Regions from separate parts of the Homo sapiens genome. Here region 2 is linked to region 1. The links are chromatin loops, found by intact Hi-C in ENCODE. Cell type or tissue: OCI-LY7. All regions are shown on one strand. Each heading gives the region's core, and the rest is flanking DNA. Links, peaks and the distances in the headings are about the cores only. Region 1 holds the start of LOC124904432 (a long non-coding RNA gene). Region 2 overlaps PYHIN1 (pyrin and HIN domain family member 1).

What was found. Hi-C counts contacts between places; a loop is a spot of excess contacts. Peaks named below come from ENCODE experiments on the same cell type or tissue, not always from the same donor. Only the 100,000 strongest peaks of a DNase experiment are listed, where the experiment ranks them.
Region 2: a loop joins it to region 1, with 6 times the contacts of the local background. A loop is called at or near these places in 1 of 110 quality-filtered maps.

Annotation. Positions count from the first base shown.
Region 1 is chr1:159,010,998-159,019,260 of GRCh38, forward strand. It overlaps IFI16 (interferon gamma inducible protein 16), which reads left to right. Exons shown (of 12, transcript NM_001376587.1): 2 at 3,664-3,948; 3 at 4,875-4,990; 4 at 5,536-5,703; 5 at 7,232-7,654. The coding sequence starts at 3,684. LOC124904432 (a long non-coding RNA gene) reads right to left here and starts at 3,053. Exons shown (of 2, transcript XR_007066671.1): 1 at 2,570-3,053; 2 at 1,510-2,483. RefSeq lists a silencer at 1,619-1,728 and an enhancer at 4,020-5,219. In OCI-LY7, for the core only: no CTCF peak of the experiment used is centred there; a DNase peak (open chromatin) is centred at 1,694; H3K4me3 peaks cover 2,500 bases; H3K27ac peaks cover 2,500 bases.
Region 2 is chr1:158,947,591-158,955,853 of GRCh38, forward strand. The region is part of intron 7 of PYHIN1 (pyrin and HIN domain family member 1); the gene reads left to right. Among named protein-coding and RNA genes, the nearest start is that of PYHIN1, 20 kb to the left of the region's middle. RefSeq lists an enhancer at 5,075-6,043. In OCI-LY7, for the core only: a CTCF peak has its summit at 4,426; DNase peaks (open chromatin) are centred at 4,581 and 5,051; H3K4me3 peaks cover 1,888 bases; H3K27ac peaks cover 2,288 bases.

The DNA.
Region 1 (8,263 bases), core at 278-2,777:
TTACGTTGTTCAAATTTATTATATCATTACAGATTTTTTCACCTTGTTCATTTAGTAATTGAAGCATAAACTGAAATCTCCTATTATAAAGTTTGCTTTTTTGGCCGGGCACAGAGGTTCATGCCTGTAATCCCAGTACTTTGGGGGAGACCAAGGCGAGCGGATCACTTGACGTCAGGAGTTCCAGACCAGCCTGGCCAGCATGGCGAAACCCTGTCTCTATTAAAAATACAATAATTAGCCGGGTATGGTCATGTGTGCCTGTAATCCCAGCTACTCAGGAGACTGAGGCAGGAGAATCGCTTGAACCAGGAGGCAGAGGTTGCAGTGAGCCGAGACTGTGCCACTACACTCCAGCCTGGGTGACAGAGCAAGGCTCTGTCTCAAAAAAAAAAAAAAATTTTTTTTCTTTGTAGTGCTCTCACAATCACATACATGTTATGTGTATATATAATATACATTCACACACAAATATATGTATATATAATCATGTATACAAACAGGTACACACATATATGTGTGTAGTGATGTCTGTACATGTGTGTATATGAAGAGAAATATATACTAATTATAGTACCATGAAGCACTATAAAATAATAAATAATATCATTAGATAAATTAGATAAATTCATAACTAAAACATAATTTTCTAGGAGTTGAAACTTTTATCATGTGGTATCTGAAGTTACTTTTGGGCTTAAGGTATATTTAAAATTACACAAACATAGATAAACTGGCTTTCTTTAGTTATTCCTTGCAAGATAATTTTTAACAATTTTTTTCACCTTTTGTTAACAATATATATGTAGATTTCTTAAATCAAATTTGATGAAAGTTGTCACTTAACAGGTCAGACCTTTTAGGTATATGCTGGTAATTAACAATCTGCTGTCTTTACTTCAATTTATGACACTTCTATATCATCTCACTATCTAAGACAATTGCTTTAGTGAATTGTCATGTTCTTTTTCTTCCCTCCCTTTACCATGCTGTTGTAATTTCTGTTTCTCTTATATTTGATCAGGGTTTTCTTTGTAAGACATTAGGAACACCTAAAAAAGTTTATTTTTCACTCTTCTTATCTTTTGGCTGGCAGAATTTTTAATTTTATTCATGTTTTCCTATTAAATATTATTTTCAATAGATGTTTTCTTGTGGTATGAGTCTTTGTCTTGCAAAAAGACTGAGGCCCTGAGTATCACAAAATAGTTTTTGAGACTCTTCTATTTAAATATCATTTTGCCTAAATTAAAACTCTAAAATGTAAAATTATATTTTCCCTTAAGACAAGATGAAAGCACCTCTTCTGTGCTGTGGAGCTAGATACATTTTGAAGTTAAGAATCTGGAGGCTTCAGAAAGGCTATTTAGTGTATATATTCTAAATAGTGTCTTACTAGAAACTCCATTGGGATATAAATAATTACTCCAAAATCAAAAGCACTAATATTGCAAAACAAAACATGTGAGTGTTCACATTTCAGTGAAATAAAGATTATACATAGCCTACTGTCATCCCAAATCTGGTTTTATTTTGCAAATAAATTGTGCTGTCACACTTGTTGGAAACAAGTGCTCAGTGCCACAAAGAAAAACCAGCACTTAAACAGGAAATTTCTCAGCAAAGCATATTTGCTTCTACAGAAGGGTGCTGCCTGCGTCAGTCACAATGCACATTCTAAGCTGACCGGATTGGCTACTGCTTTAAATTCTATAGGGGTAATTAGGCGGGAAGGAAGACACTGTCCTGTACCAATTAGGCGGGAAGGCATGTCTGGGGCGGCAAAGGAAGGAAGGGTTGTTTACAGAACAGGAAAGAACAGGAAAGTTTGAAGACGAACTTATTGTTTCTAGCACACTCACAAAATAAGTCAAAACTTTCCATTGAAAATTTTTTTTGGTTTTGCAATTGATATGGAACTTTGGACCAACATTATATAAAAATAACTCCATTGTCCTGCTTCAGGCAGTTTTGATATAGAGATTCACTTTCAATTTGATTCTTGAATCTTTGTAGGTGATCTATTCCTCATTACCGAAGGCTTACAGAGTATTTTTGTTCATTATATTCTTCAGTTTCACTATAATGTGTTTTTGTATAGATTTTCCCTTCATTCTCTGGACCTTTTCAGTCCAAGGATCCTCATGTTCTCGTAAGAAGGAAGCTTTTTTTTTTTTTTTTTTTTTTTTTTGACGGAGTCTCACTCTGTCACCCAGGCTGGAGTGTAGTGGCACGATCTCCGCTCACTGCAACCTCCGTCTCCTGGGTTCAAGCAATTCTCCTGCCTCAGCCTCCCGAGTAGCTGGGACTGCAAGCGCTTGCCACCACACCTGGCTAATTTTTGGTATTTTTAGTGGAAACGAGGTCTCACTGTGTTAGCCAGGATGCTTTTGATCTCCGGAACTTGTGATTCGACCACCTCGGCCTCCCAACATGCTGGAATTACAGGCGTGAGCCACTGCGCCTGGCCCAATTAATAGCCCCTGAAATTTAGATATCTTGGTTATACACAAAGACATCATTCCTAAAATTAAAAAATTCATTAATTTAAAAGTTTTGGAATCCATACCTTGCACTGTCATCATGGAAGTGTACAGGTGTTAAGAGGTCAAGAGCAGTGACACTCTGTCCATAGGGAGACTCTGAAATCTACCATGAGACAAAGCCTCAGTTGAGTCTTAAGGTTGTATGGGAAGTAGTCAAAGAAAGAAATGTGGGAATGGCTTTCCAGGCAGTAAGAAGGAACTAGCAAAGTCATGAGGCATGAAGACACAAGGTGTCCGGCATCTTTGTGAAGCATAGATACAAGGAGTACAAAGGTACTAGAAGTAAAAAAGATGCAGCTTATTCAACACTTTCTGAGACAGTATAGGAAGCAAGGAATTTTGGGGAAGAAAAAGGAGAAATATTGAAGGATTTCAGTGGAATATAAATGTGGCTTATCGAGAGAAAACTGATTGTGCGAAAAGAAATAATTAGACAAATCAAGTCTGAAAGAAGAAAAATAAAACAACCAATAAAATCATTTCAGTGAATAAATACTGTGATGCTGCACTAGAAAGCATGCAGATTTTCAGCAAAGTTATGGTTTTATGGGTACAGAGAACAGAAGCCATGGTCTAGCACCAAAGAAGGGAGGATGCTAATGAAAGCCAACTAGGGAAGAGTCAAGGAGAATAGGGTCAGTGCCACAGCATGAAACTGTAGCGCTGTAGCAGAAAGTTATTCATATAAGGTGGGAGGCTGCAGCCCATTTACACCTAGGCCGCTCCAGTCATACTGGGTGTGGGAAGATTTAAGAAACAACAGGCAGGATTTGGGGAATAGGCTTCAGCCCCAGTAAAGGATAAGAAGAGGAACCAAGGGCTTTGACACTGCAGAGCTCATACTCTTAACACTGAGGCAATTGCTTGTTCTCAGACCTCCCTCTAACAACTGGACCCAACTCAACTATTCTCATTCAATGGGAATAATTTCTTAGACATTCCTAACCCAGCAGTTCTTCACTCAATTTCTACAGTAACACATTTGGTCGTTGAGTCCTTCTTTATCACACATATTCATGAACAACTCTTTCATATGGGCCACTCACTCACATAGGCATACATCTTTTAAATTGTCTGTATACATGTGTAACACTGTATATACCATTTTCTCTTGTAGGCTCACTTATGTCTGTAAAGATGGGAAAAAAATACAAGAACATTGTTCTACTAAAAGGATTAGAGGTCATCAATGATTATCATTTTAGAATGGTTAAGTCCTTACTGAGCAACGATTTAAAACTTAATTTAAAAATGAGAGAAGAGTATGACAAAATTCAGATTGCTGACTTGATGGAAGAAAAGTTCCGAGGTGATGCTGGTTTGGGCAAACTAATAAAAATTTTCGAAGATATACCAACGCTTGAAGACCTGGCTGAAACTCTTAAAAAAGAAAAGTTAAAAGGTAATTGGGAAGAGGGAACACCCACTCCCTGCAACCATCCCCAAACCCTCCCCAACATTGATTAGAGCCCCACCTCGGACATACTTGAGATGTGTTTTCCCCAGTTTGTGACTCAACAGCTGAGACAATGTTGGTACTTCAGAGGCCAACAAGTTGACAACTTAGTGCATTCCATTACTGGTGTAGATTGAAGTATTTCAGAATGTATATTTGGGATCAGTGAAAGAACAAAAGTGAGAGGGAGTTGAAGGGGGACTGAGACTTCCAGTACATTAGAAAGATTATATAATAATAAAATCATAAAAACTGTTTAAATTCAAGATATGTACATTTAGCCAATGAATGTATCTGTTCTATTGAGACCATTTAACCCATCACTACCCTTTATAATTTAAAAAAATGCAATACTTACATGTGAGCCTGCCTCTCAGAAGTGTGATCTCCTCTCTTGTTATATCAAGTTAAAAAAAAGGATTTGAAAAAGTCTAAGTCCAAAATCAGTATATCCTTCCTCATGGAAACCTTTGGCTGGTTTCTATAATTTGAATATCTTTACCTGGGGAATGTGACCTAGCAGTCTCCATCATGAAAACATTAGTTTTTAAAACAAAATGATCGGAGAACCGCATTGGGAAAGGGTTAACTGAAGCACATGGAGTTCAGAGAACAGGAAGCATGTGCTCAGTGCACAGGGGAGGAGTGAGGAAAGTGCTGAGGAGCATGAGTCAGTGCTTGTTCCTGTCTTGTGACTGCTGGTCTCCTTAAGGCCAGGCTGGGCTAATGCAGTAGAGCTAGACTAAAGCACAGCTGAACCCTCAAGCAGGAACTGAGAGCAAATTGTATTGAAACTGCTTCAGCTGTCGGAGATCGTTTATATGTCTTCCTTTTTTCTGCATTGGTTGGGAATAAAATTGAATCTATTCCAGTAAAAGGACCAGCCCTATCAAGAAAGAGGAAGAAGGAAGTGGATGCTACTTCACCTGCACCCTCCACAAGCAGCACTGTCAAAACTGAAGGAGCAGAGGCAACTCCTGGAGCTCAGGTAAGCTTCAGGAAGAGGAGCAGGCTTCAAGTCCCACAGAGGAAGCTCTGCTACGGCTCTTCCACTCAATCTCTCCAGCAGGCAGTTATTTCTTCATGTTTCCCATCAAGTTTCAGATTTACCAAATTGTATGATAATTGATCATCTTATTGATGCTCAAAGCAATGCACCAAACACATGAGTAAACATAATGTAAATATATATAACATAAATGTGATACCTTCATTCTAGTAGAGTGGAGTGTCAACGTGAGAATCAGGTAAGTACTTTGTCCATGTGTATAAAAACCTAGTTTCTCTAATCCCAAGTCAGCACATCCCATAACAGAAATAATTAGAGAAATAATGTGTATAACATTCTCCTCTTTCTTCGTTTAATGAAACCATCTATGCCCATCTCTTAAACTGGCGAGAGATGGGCAGCAACCTCTCAAGTTTCCAAGAAACATCTTCTTAGGAATAATAAAACTACTATCCAATAATGAAAATGTGCTCTACTTCATTTGGCACTGAAAACGAATAACAGGAAAATCAAACCACTTTCAGAAAAGAAAAAAATCAACCAAAGAAAAGGCTGGACCCAAAGGGAGTAAGGTGTCCGAGGAACAGACTCAGCCTCCCTCTCCTGCAGGAGCCGGCATGTCCACAGCCATGGGCCGTTCCCCATCTCCCAAGACCTCATTGTCAGCTCCACCCAACAGTTCTTCAACTGAGGTACACTCTTCCTGGTCCCATTTTGCTTTGTTTTTTTCAACCCAAAGTAAAGGACTGATTTCACCGGTTACTTAAAAATTGCATCGATAATTTGCTAGTTAATCCAATGTACATATTGAGAAACCACTACATTTTGATCTTTTGCTTTCACAGGGATACTTGATGAACTTGACATTATCTCTGACTGCAGGAAGTTTTCTGTTCTGTGTTGTTTGGGGAAGGGAGAGAGAGCTATGCAGTACAGAACTGTCAGCTGTGGGCTCACTGTCTACTGCTCCCATGTCCTTCATACCTCTTCCCTTGGTTCACTATAGTATTCCATGTCAGACCTCTCCAGCACCTGCTAGTTTGTGAATGAGGTTATCCATACCCTCAGCTCTTTTTCTTGTAGATTAAACAACCTCCCCTGCATTAAAACTGTTCTATCGCAGTTTAAGGAGACTGGGATGTTAAAGAGTAAAGATGTTAAAGAAAACCCTTTCTGAGCCCCAGGTTTCTGTTAGCATGCTACCTGCTAGAGCCCTGACACTGAGAAAGGCTATGGTGGTGGGAATGACACTCTGTAGAGTTTCTGCAGCCTGAACCTACTGAGATGATGGCATTCTGAGGGGTTTATCCTACTTGTGTTCTCACCTGCTGTAAGCAAACTGAATCTTGGGTAGGAACACTATGAAATGTGCTCTTTAAATTGCCCTGTCTACACTGGTGATAACTGAACACTCTTTGTGTCTATAGTTTGTGGTGGGCACCATTTTTCATTTTTTTTTTATTTTTATTTTTTTTTAGTATTTATTGATCATTTTAAATGTCATTTAACTTTGTCTATTTTTAGGCTCTGGCACTTTAAGCTGGTAAGAGAAATAGTATAAGAAATTATTTCATTCTAAAATTTATTTATTTATTTATTGTTGTTGTTGTTGTTGTTGAGACAGAGTCTCGCTCTGTCACCCAGGCTGAAGTGCCGTGGCATAATCTCGGCTCACTGCAGCCTCCACCTCCCGGGTTCAAGTGATTCTCCTGCCTCAGCCTCCCAGGTAGCTGGGATTACAAGCGCCTGCCACTACACTCAGCTGATTTTTGTACTTTTAGTAGTGCCAGGGTTTCACCATGTTGGCCAGGCTGGTCTCAAACTCCTGATCTCAGGTGATCCACCCGCCTCGGCGTTTCAAAGTGCTGAGATTACAGGTGTGAGCCACCGCGCCTGGCCCTAAAATTTATTAAGTTACTTCATGACACTGGCTTTCAGTATCCACTGGTCTTATGTTGCTCTTATGCTTTATTTCTTAAGGTTGATTCTGTTTACAGAAAGGTCATCTTTTCACTATATGGTCTCCTCTGTTACTTCATCTTGCTATTGTACCAGTTTAAGATATCTTCTGCCCTGGCTCGCAATCCCTCTCTATCCTGACTCCAGCTCTAAACATCTGTGCAAGTTTTGGGGCCCTGTGTTATACTGAGGTCACTGAATAGCAGTTCTGTATTTCTCAATTAGACATTTTTCTTTGTTCTCCTGTGCTATCATACACAGAACCCGAAAACAGTGGCCAAATGTCAGGTAACTCCCAGAAGAAATGTTCTCCAAAAACGCCCAGTGATAGTGAAGGTACTGAGTACAACAAAGCCATTTGAATATGAGACCCCAGAAATGGAGAAAAAAATAATGTTTCATGCTACAGTGGCTACACAGACACAGTTCTTCCATGTGAAGGTTTTAAACACCAGCTTGAAGGAGAAATTCAATGGAAAGAAAATCATCATCATATCAGATTATTTGGAATATGATAGTCTCCTAGAGGTCAATGAAGAATCTACTGTATCTGAAGCTGGTCCTAACCAAACGTTTGAGGTTCCAAATAAAATCATCAACAGAGCAAAGGAAACTCTGAAGATTGATATTCTTCACAAACAAGCTTCAGGAAATATTGTATATGGGGTATTTATGCTACATAAGGTAAGTCCTCAAAATTGTTTCGTTTCATTTTTCCACCAACACCTGAAATTAAAAGTCTTGATGTGTGAGATGAAGCTTTGCCTATAAACTGGATATTAGAATCCAGGACTCTGAAGACTAATGACAGGTGGATAAAGACTTCTCTGAAGATAAGACTGGGATTAGGGGACCTGTTAATATTTCTTTCCCATGTTCTCCTTCCCAGAGCATTAAACTGTAGTCTTTACAATAATGTTCACTGAGAAACCTTAAGACTTTATCAGTTGTTATTATCTATGCTAAGTGATCAAGGACATTGTGAGGTCTACATCCATACACACATGATACTAAGTTTATCCCTTTGATTATTATCTCTACTGTCATAAAAATCACATTATTTTTATTTTGAATGAAGTATTGTCCTCTGAGGCTTGAGTTCTGGTTGTGACAGTCAGAATAAGAAATAAATTGACTACTCATGGCTGGAAAACAAATGCAGAAAGTAGGTAGGACAATGTTCTGACCAAATGAAACTAATTCATCATAAAGAAATGGAACAATTGGGAAATACGAATTTGGATGATACTTGGAAAATCAGGTAATCTAAATTTGTCATTTATATATAAATAA
Region 2 (8,263 bases), core at 3,253-5,752, 60 kb before region 1:
AGATGAATAACATACACTGACACAGATATTCTGCCTGTCAGTTCGGCTAAGGGTCCAGACCCATCACAGACACCAAAGAAGGTGCTGTAAAGAGTAGCAGCCACAGCCTCCACTAGCCAGCCCTGCGGGCATTTATTTAGCACAGATTTAATTGACAAAGGCTTTGAGTCAACACACCTGTAGGTAATTAATCTGATCACCAACCCCCAAGTAAAGAGCGATTATGCACCCACAGTTGATCAAAGGTTGGTCTTAAGACCACAGAAGTAAACAAGCTATTTAGATAAACTACCTCCTTTGTACCCACTTTAAGCTATTTACTCAAGGTAAGGATTAGGCTGCTTTCAGCCATAGCCCTATCTTGAGACTTTTACAAAACCTTCCAGCCTTCCAAGAAGATTTGTGTCTATGTCCTAGAACTTCATCTTAAAATTTTTCCACCAGCCTGACTGAACTACAACATGTCCCCCTTTTCTGTTTTCTGCATCAGGTTCTCTTGACTGAAGCATACAGATGTGTGCAGCAACAAGTCTGTTGGGTGGGGCGGTCATTGCTATTATTCTGGCTTTGCATCCTAGAATTAGCAAATAACATAAGATAATCATGAATATAATTAGCAGCATTCTTTTCCAGTCAGAGTGACCCCCAGGAACAGGTGTCAAACCAGTAGAGATAATCTTGCACACCCTTCCATATGGCTGTTTGTTGGGTGTGTGGATCTATAGTGTGAAAGGATTCTAAAATTTTAGTTTTAAGTTGCTTTATGTCTGCTGCCAAATTGTCATGAAAGGTTTCCCAGAGGTGTTGTTTCACCTCATTCCAACCATGTATTGATTGATTCCATGGTAGAGAAATGATACAGATATGTTTATGCCCCCAGTTGCAGTTTCATTGCTGTTGGAATGCCAGTGCGTCTTGTTGCTCCCCCACATATTCTAAGGCAGCCTCGAGGGATTGCAGTAGTGCAAGAATCTTTTGATCTATACCTTGCTGTAAGAGAAGTTTATTAGACACATTTCTGGCCATATTATCTATAAAAGCAGCTGTTTGTACTGATTCAGTAATAGATGCAACAGCCATACTAGCAGTTGCCAGGATGACTATGGCTGAGACCATAAAGGCTATAAGTGTGCCTACGAATCTTTTGAGTCTGACCTGGGACAGGGGACGTTCTAAGGTGGCAAGGGCAGAGGAACCTTGCCAATCATGTGTCAAATTGACTGGTAGGAATGCCTCAGATTGTCTCCTTAATATCATAACACTAGCAATATTTAAATTAGATATATTGTCATTAGTGATACATGAGGCAAACCAAGCCTGTCCCTGCACCTGGGTCACAAAGGCGGAGTTTTGGGGTGTCATGGAAATATCAGTTCCCATAAGGAAAACATATGGATGGGGAGTGCAAATTAGGCACTGATCAGTGTGATTACAAGTGAAGGCTATAGTGTAATTGTGACTGGAATTATGATATGTCCCATGCCAGGTGTCAGAGGAGGTGCTAAGATGTCCTAGGCACCATAAAGTGTCATGGGGTGGCAAGGACTTTACTTGGGGTCTGGGATAACCCATCCCCCCATCAGCCCAAATCACAGGGGAACGTGATGAGGTTACAAAACTGTGATTGATGCCATGATGGATGAGGACATCAGTAAGGCTGCCCTGCAAACAGCTGTGTGGGCTCCAGTCTAAGATGTTATAATTGCCTAGTTGGAGGCTATAGGCTTGTTCCCCATGACAGACCTCCCAGCTAAAGTGGAATTCATTACTTTCCTGGCTTTTTTTGTTTTGTTTTGTTTTTATTATTATACTTTAAGTTTTAGGGTACATGGGCACAATGTGCAGGTTAGTTACATATGTATACATGCGCCATGCTGGTGCGCTGTACCCACTAACTCGTCATCTAGCATTAGGTATATCTCCCAATGCTCTCCCTTCCCCCTCCCCCCACCCCACAACAGTCCCCAGAGTGTGATGTTCCCCTTCCTGTGTCCATGTGTTCTCATTGTTCAATTCCCACCTATGAGTGAGAATATGCACTGTTTGGTTTTTTGTTCTTGCGATAGTTTACTGAGAATGATGATTTCCAATTTCATTCATGTCCCTACAAAGGACATGAACTCATCATTTTTTATGGCTGCATAGTATTCCATGGTGTATATGTGCCACATTTTCTTAATCCAGTCTATCACTGTTGGACATTTGGGTTGGTTCCAAGTCTTTGCTATTGTGAGCACAGGAAGGAATGTTTGGGAAAGCGGCATTAATTGCATTACCCAGTTTGAGGCTGCCTGCAGCTAAGACTGTTAAGGCATTTCTTTTGCCATGATGTAGCCACAATTGGGTTTGGGCAGGTACACATTAAGGGTTAGAACCTTTATAACTTACACACAGTGGAAGGATAGTGGAGTGATATGTAGTGTTATCTGGCACCTTAGTCCAATGTGTGCCATTATTGAGAGACCCCATTGGGTGTAAATCTAACCCTCCTAGCCAAGCAATCACGTTATTAAAGGCTGGAAAGGGAGTGTCTGCCCAAGTGACAGGGCGAAAGAGAGGCAGATCTAAGATATGAGCCCAGTAGAGTTTAGCAGGTACAGGTTGCAGACAAAGCGAGAGCATAAAAAAGGAACAATACCCTAAGTGATTTGCAATGTACAACAGAAAGCATAGCAAGAAGCAAATTATCTGGAGTGAATGGTGTCTGTGTCAGGAGCAGGATTCATTCAGCCTCCTGAGTTGTCCTCTTCAGCATCCCCCAGGTAATGTCCGGGGCTTGTGTCATCCGAGGAAGCCACATTGTCCAGGGCTGCGGGTCCTGCAGGGTTAGTTCCTTCATTTCTGGTACCAGGTTGGGTCCTAGCCACGCTGTGATATGGTTTGATGTGTCATGCTGGAATCCAAAGAGGACCTGAGGGTGTGTGGACACAAGCATACCCTCTTCCCCACGTTAATAATTCACTTGGACCACACCGTACATTACCGTTGACATCTTTCCATAAAACTGAAGGTTTTATGCCTAGAGAGGTTTCAGCAAAGTGCTTTTCTACAGCTGATTGAAATGTGTCATCTCAATTTTTAAAATTAAGCATAAATAAGGCTTGTGCCAATAGCGTGGCAGGGTATTTACCCATACTCCCCCTTTTCTGTTTCTTGAGCATATTTTTAAGGGTGGAGTCGGCACGTTCTACCATGGCTTGTCTTTGGGGGTTATATGGGATGCCTGTGGAATGTTGGCTATTCCACATGTGACAAAATTGTTGAAATTGTGAGCTGGCATAAGCTGGACCATTATCAGTTTTAATTTTTGTGGGCTGTCCCATAAGTGCAAAAGTTAATGACATCTCCAGTGGATTTTCCAGGAAGAACGTGTGCACTAATTAGATGAGTGTTAGTATCAACGGATACATGTACATATCTTAGTTTTCCAAATTCAGGGATGTGTGTAACATCTGTTTGCCATAACTGATTAGGTTCTAGTCCTCTAGGGTTAACACCTGTTGAAGGAGGAGATGTGCCTGTGAGCTCGAAATCTGGGCATTGTAGGATAATTTGTTTAGCCAGTCTCTGGGTAAGTTGAATTTGCTTAGATAAGTTTCTCCAATTTTGGTGGAAAAATTGATGCCATTAGGTGGCTTTGTCAAGCAGTGATGTCATAACCTGAATGTCTGCTTGTTCATTGCCATAAGCCAATGGGCCAGGCAGTGAGCTGTGGGCTGGAATGTGTGTAATAAAAATAGGATGTGTACGTTGATCTAGCAATTGCTGAAGTCAGAGAAAAACAGCATACAGGGCGGGCTCCAGAGTGGACTTAATTAGAGCTGTCTCAAGGTTCTGCAATAAATAGAGTAAGCAGAATCGCTAACTATATTGATGGGCTGAGTGGAAAAAGTTTCCAAGGACAATATCAGAGCCCCAATCTCAGCTCTCTAAGTGCTAGTAAACCCAGATCGAGTGATTGAATTACGTGGTCTCCACCAGACTAGCGCTTTTCCATGTTTACCCAAACCATCAGTAAACAGTGTTAAAGCATTAGGTGTGTGGGGAGTGAACTACTTTTGTAGTTAAAACATTTACTAGACTTTTTGGGAATGATGAAAATGGGTGAATCTCAAGGACTATTAAGAGAGTATCATCCATAAAATGAATAACCTTGCAATCAGGAATTTTTTTTTCTACTGGGGAGCAAAGTTTGCTCTTAATTGCTCCTTAACTAACTCATGGGCCTTTTGTGATTTTTCTCCCTTTAGAGGTTACCGTTTTACTTAAATTGGATTTGGAGAGAGTCACGTTAGGGGTAAGAGAGAGATAACAGTGGCCATTATTAGAAAGAAGTTTTTTAAATTTTAAATTTTTTCTTAAATCTTAGCATAGAATTATAATCTGGGATGTCGCTTGTATACAAGGAGCACATGAAATTTTGCTGTGGTCCGCCTGCGGAGCTGGAGAGCTAAGCAGGTGGGCCCCAGGGTGGTGGCTGCGTTGCGCTTGCCTAGGCGCCGCTTTTGCCTGTGTCGGTTTTTTTTTTTTTTTTTTTTCCTGTGCCGCTCCCTCCCGCTGCCTGTTGGGTGGACCTTTCTGCAAGTGCCTCCTGCCCCTCCCCAGCAGTCTAGCTCCTGCAGCTGGGCCTGGCTTCCTGTCGCAGCAGCTGTGCAGGCTGAGTTCCTAGGAGCATTAGCTGGCTGCGGATTTGTGAGCTTCCCCGCTGCCGAGCCTTTCTTTCTACCTACTGCTTGCTTGGCCGCACAACTCTGGCCTCTGATGCTTTTCAAAATCTTTTTATAAGCGTTAAAAAAAAAAAATGGGTTTATGATTGCCTCGTTGATCTTGCATTACTGGGCAGGTGAACGGCTCCCCTTTTAATGCCGCTTAAGACAGGGTTCCATACCTAGAGCATATCCCATTTTTTTTCCCATCTATTGGAGGAGGGAGCTCAGGCAAAACCTCCATTCATCTTTGTTATTTTGGCTTGGTGATATTGGGGCTGAGGGAAGAGGAAGTGGTAAGGCAGGTGATGGTTCCTCCTCCTTCCCCTTTTTAGGCTCTTCTGGTTGCAATGAACCAGAGCCGCTCTAACTAAAGCCCATAGCGTTAGGGCTGTTACTGGGACCCATTGCCCTTGAGCATAATGTTGTTTAAGATTTCTCCCAGAGGGAGGAGCCAAGATGGCCGAACAGGAATAGCTCCCGTATACAGCTCCCAGCGTAAGCGACGCAGAAGATGGGTGATTTCTGCATTTCCATCTGAGGTACCGAGTTCATCTCACTAGGGAGTGCCAGACAGTGGGCGCAGGTCAGTGGGTGCACGCACCATGCGCGAGCCGAAGTAGGGTGAGGCATTGCCTCACTTGGGAAGCACAAGGGTCAGGGAGTTCCCTTTCCGAGTCAAAGAAAGGGGTGATCGACGCACCTGGAAAATCGGGTCACTCCCACCCGAATATTGCGCTTTTCGGACCGGCTTAAAAAATGGCGCACCAGGAGATTATATCCTGCACCTGGCTCCGAGGGTCCTACGCCCACGGGTCTCGCTGATTGCTAGCACAGCAGTCTGAGATCAAACTGCAAGGCAGCAGTGAGGCTGGGGGAGGGGCGCCCGCCATTGCCCAGGCTTATTAGGTAAACAAAGCAGCCAGGAAGCTCGAACTGGGTGGAGCCCACCACAGATCAAGGAGGCCTGCCTGCCTCTGTAGACTCCACCTCTGGGGGCAGGGCACAGACAAACAAAAAGACAGCAGTAAACTCTGCAGACTTAAATGTCCCTGTCTGACAGCTTTGAAGAGAGCAGTGGTTCTCCCAGCACGCAGCTGGAGATCTGAGAACGGGCAGACTGCCTCCTCAAGGGGGTCCCTGACCCCTGACCCCCGAGCAGCCTAACTGGGAGGCACCCCCCAGCAGGGGCACACTGACACCTCACACGGCAGGGTACTCCAACAGACCTGCAGCTGAGGGTCCTGTCTGTTAGAAGGAAAACTAACAAACAGAAAGGACATCCACACCAAAAACCCTTCTGTACATCACCATCATCAAAGACCAAAAGTAGATAAAACCACAAAGATGGGGAAAAAACAGAACAGAAAAACTGGAAACTCTAAAACACACAGTGCCTCTCCTCCTCCAAAGAAACGCAGTTCCTCACCAGCAACGGAACAAAGCTGGATGGAGAATGACTTTGACGAGCTGAGAAAAGAAGGCTTCAGATGATCAAATTACTCTGAGCTATGGGAGGACATTCAAACCAAAGGCAAAGAAGTTGAAAACTTTGAAAAAAAATTAGAAGAATGTATAACTAGAATAACCAATACAGAGAAGTGCTTAAAGGAGCTGATGGAGCTGAAAACCAAGGCTCGAGAACTACGTGAAGAATGCAGAAGCCTCAGGAGCCGATGCGATCAACTGGAAGAAAGGGTATCAGCAATGGAAGATGAAATGAATGAAATGAAGCGAGAAGGGAAGTTTAGAGAAAAAAGAATAAAAAGAAATGAGCAAAGCCTCCAAGAAATATGGGACTATGTGAAAAGACCAAATCTACGTCTGATTGGTGTACCTGAAAGTGATGGGGAGAATGGAACCAAGTTGGAAAACACTCTGCAGGATATTATCCAGGAGAACTTCCCCAATCTAGCAAGGCAGGCCAACGTTCAGATTCAGGAAATACAGAGAACGCCACAAAGATACTCCTCGAGAAGAGCAACTCCAAGACACATAATTGGCAGATTCACCAAAGTTGAAATGAAGGAAAAAATGTTAAGGGCAGCCAGAGAGAAAGGTCGGGTTACCCTCAAAGGGAAGCCCATCAGACTAACAGCGGATCTCTCAGCAGAAACCCTACAAGCCAGAAGAGAGTGGGGGCCAATATTCAACATTCTTAAAGAAAAGAATTTTCAACCCAGAATTTCATATCCAGCCAAATTAAGCTTCATAAGTGAAGGAGAAATAAAATACATTACAGACAAGCAAATGCTGAGAGATTTTGTCACCACCAGGCCTGCCTTAAAAGAGCTCCTGAAGGAAGTGCTAAACATGGAAAGTAACAACGGGTACCAGCCGCTGCAAAATCATGCCAAAATGTAAAGACCATCGAGACTAGGAAGAAACTGCATCAACTAACGAGCAAAATCACCAGCTAACATCATAATGACAGGATCAAATTCATACATAACAATATTAACTTTAAATGTAAATGGACTAAATGCTCCAATTAAAAGACACAGACTGGCAAATTGGATAAAGAGTCAAGACCCATCAGTGTGCTGTATTCAGGAAACCCATCTCACATGCAGAGACACACATAGGCTCAAAATAAAAGGATGGAGGAAGATCTACCAAGCAAATGGAAAACAAAAAAAGGCAGGGGTTGCAATCCTAGTCTCTGATAAAACAGACTTTAAACAAACAAAGATCAAAAGAGACAAAGAAGGCCATTACATAATGATAAAGGGATCAATTCAACAAGAAGAGCTAACTATCCTAAATATATATGCACCCAATACAGGAGCACCCAGATTCGTAAAGGAAGTCCTGAGTGACCTACAAAGAGACTTAGACTCCCACACATTAAAAATGGGAGACTTTAACACCCCACTGTCAACATTAGACAGATCAATGAGACAGAAAGTCAACAAGGATACCCAGGAATTGAACTCAGCTCTGCACCAACCGGACCTAACAGACATCTACAGAACTCTCCACCCCAAATCAACAGAATATACATTTTTTTCAGCACCACACCACACCTATTCCAAAATTGACCACATACTTGGAAGTAAAGCTCTCCTCAGCAAATGTAAAAGAACAGAAATTATAACAAACTATCTCTCAGACCACAGTGCAATCAAACTAGAACTCAGGATTAAGAATCTCACTCAAAACCGCTCAACTACATGGAAACTGAACAACCTGCTCCTGAATGACTACTGGATACGTAGTGAAATGAAGGCAGAAATAAAGATGTTCTTTGAAACCAACGAGAACAAAGACACAACATACCAGAATCTCTGGGACGCATTCAAAGCAGTGTGTAGAGGGAAATTTATAGCACTAAATGCCCACAAGAGAAAGCAGGAAAGATCCAAAATTGACACCCTAACATCACAATTAAAAGAACTAGAAAAGCAAGAGCAAACACATTCAAAAGCTAGCAGAAGGCAAGAAATAACTAAAATCAGAGCAGAACTGAAGGAAATAGAGACACAAAAAACCCTTCAAAAAATTAAGGAATCCAGGAGCTGGTTTTTTGAAAGGATCAACAAAATTGATAGACCGCT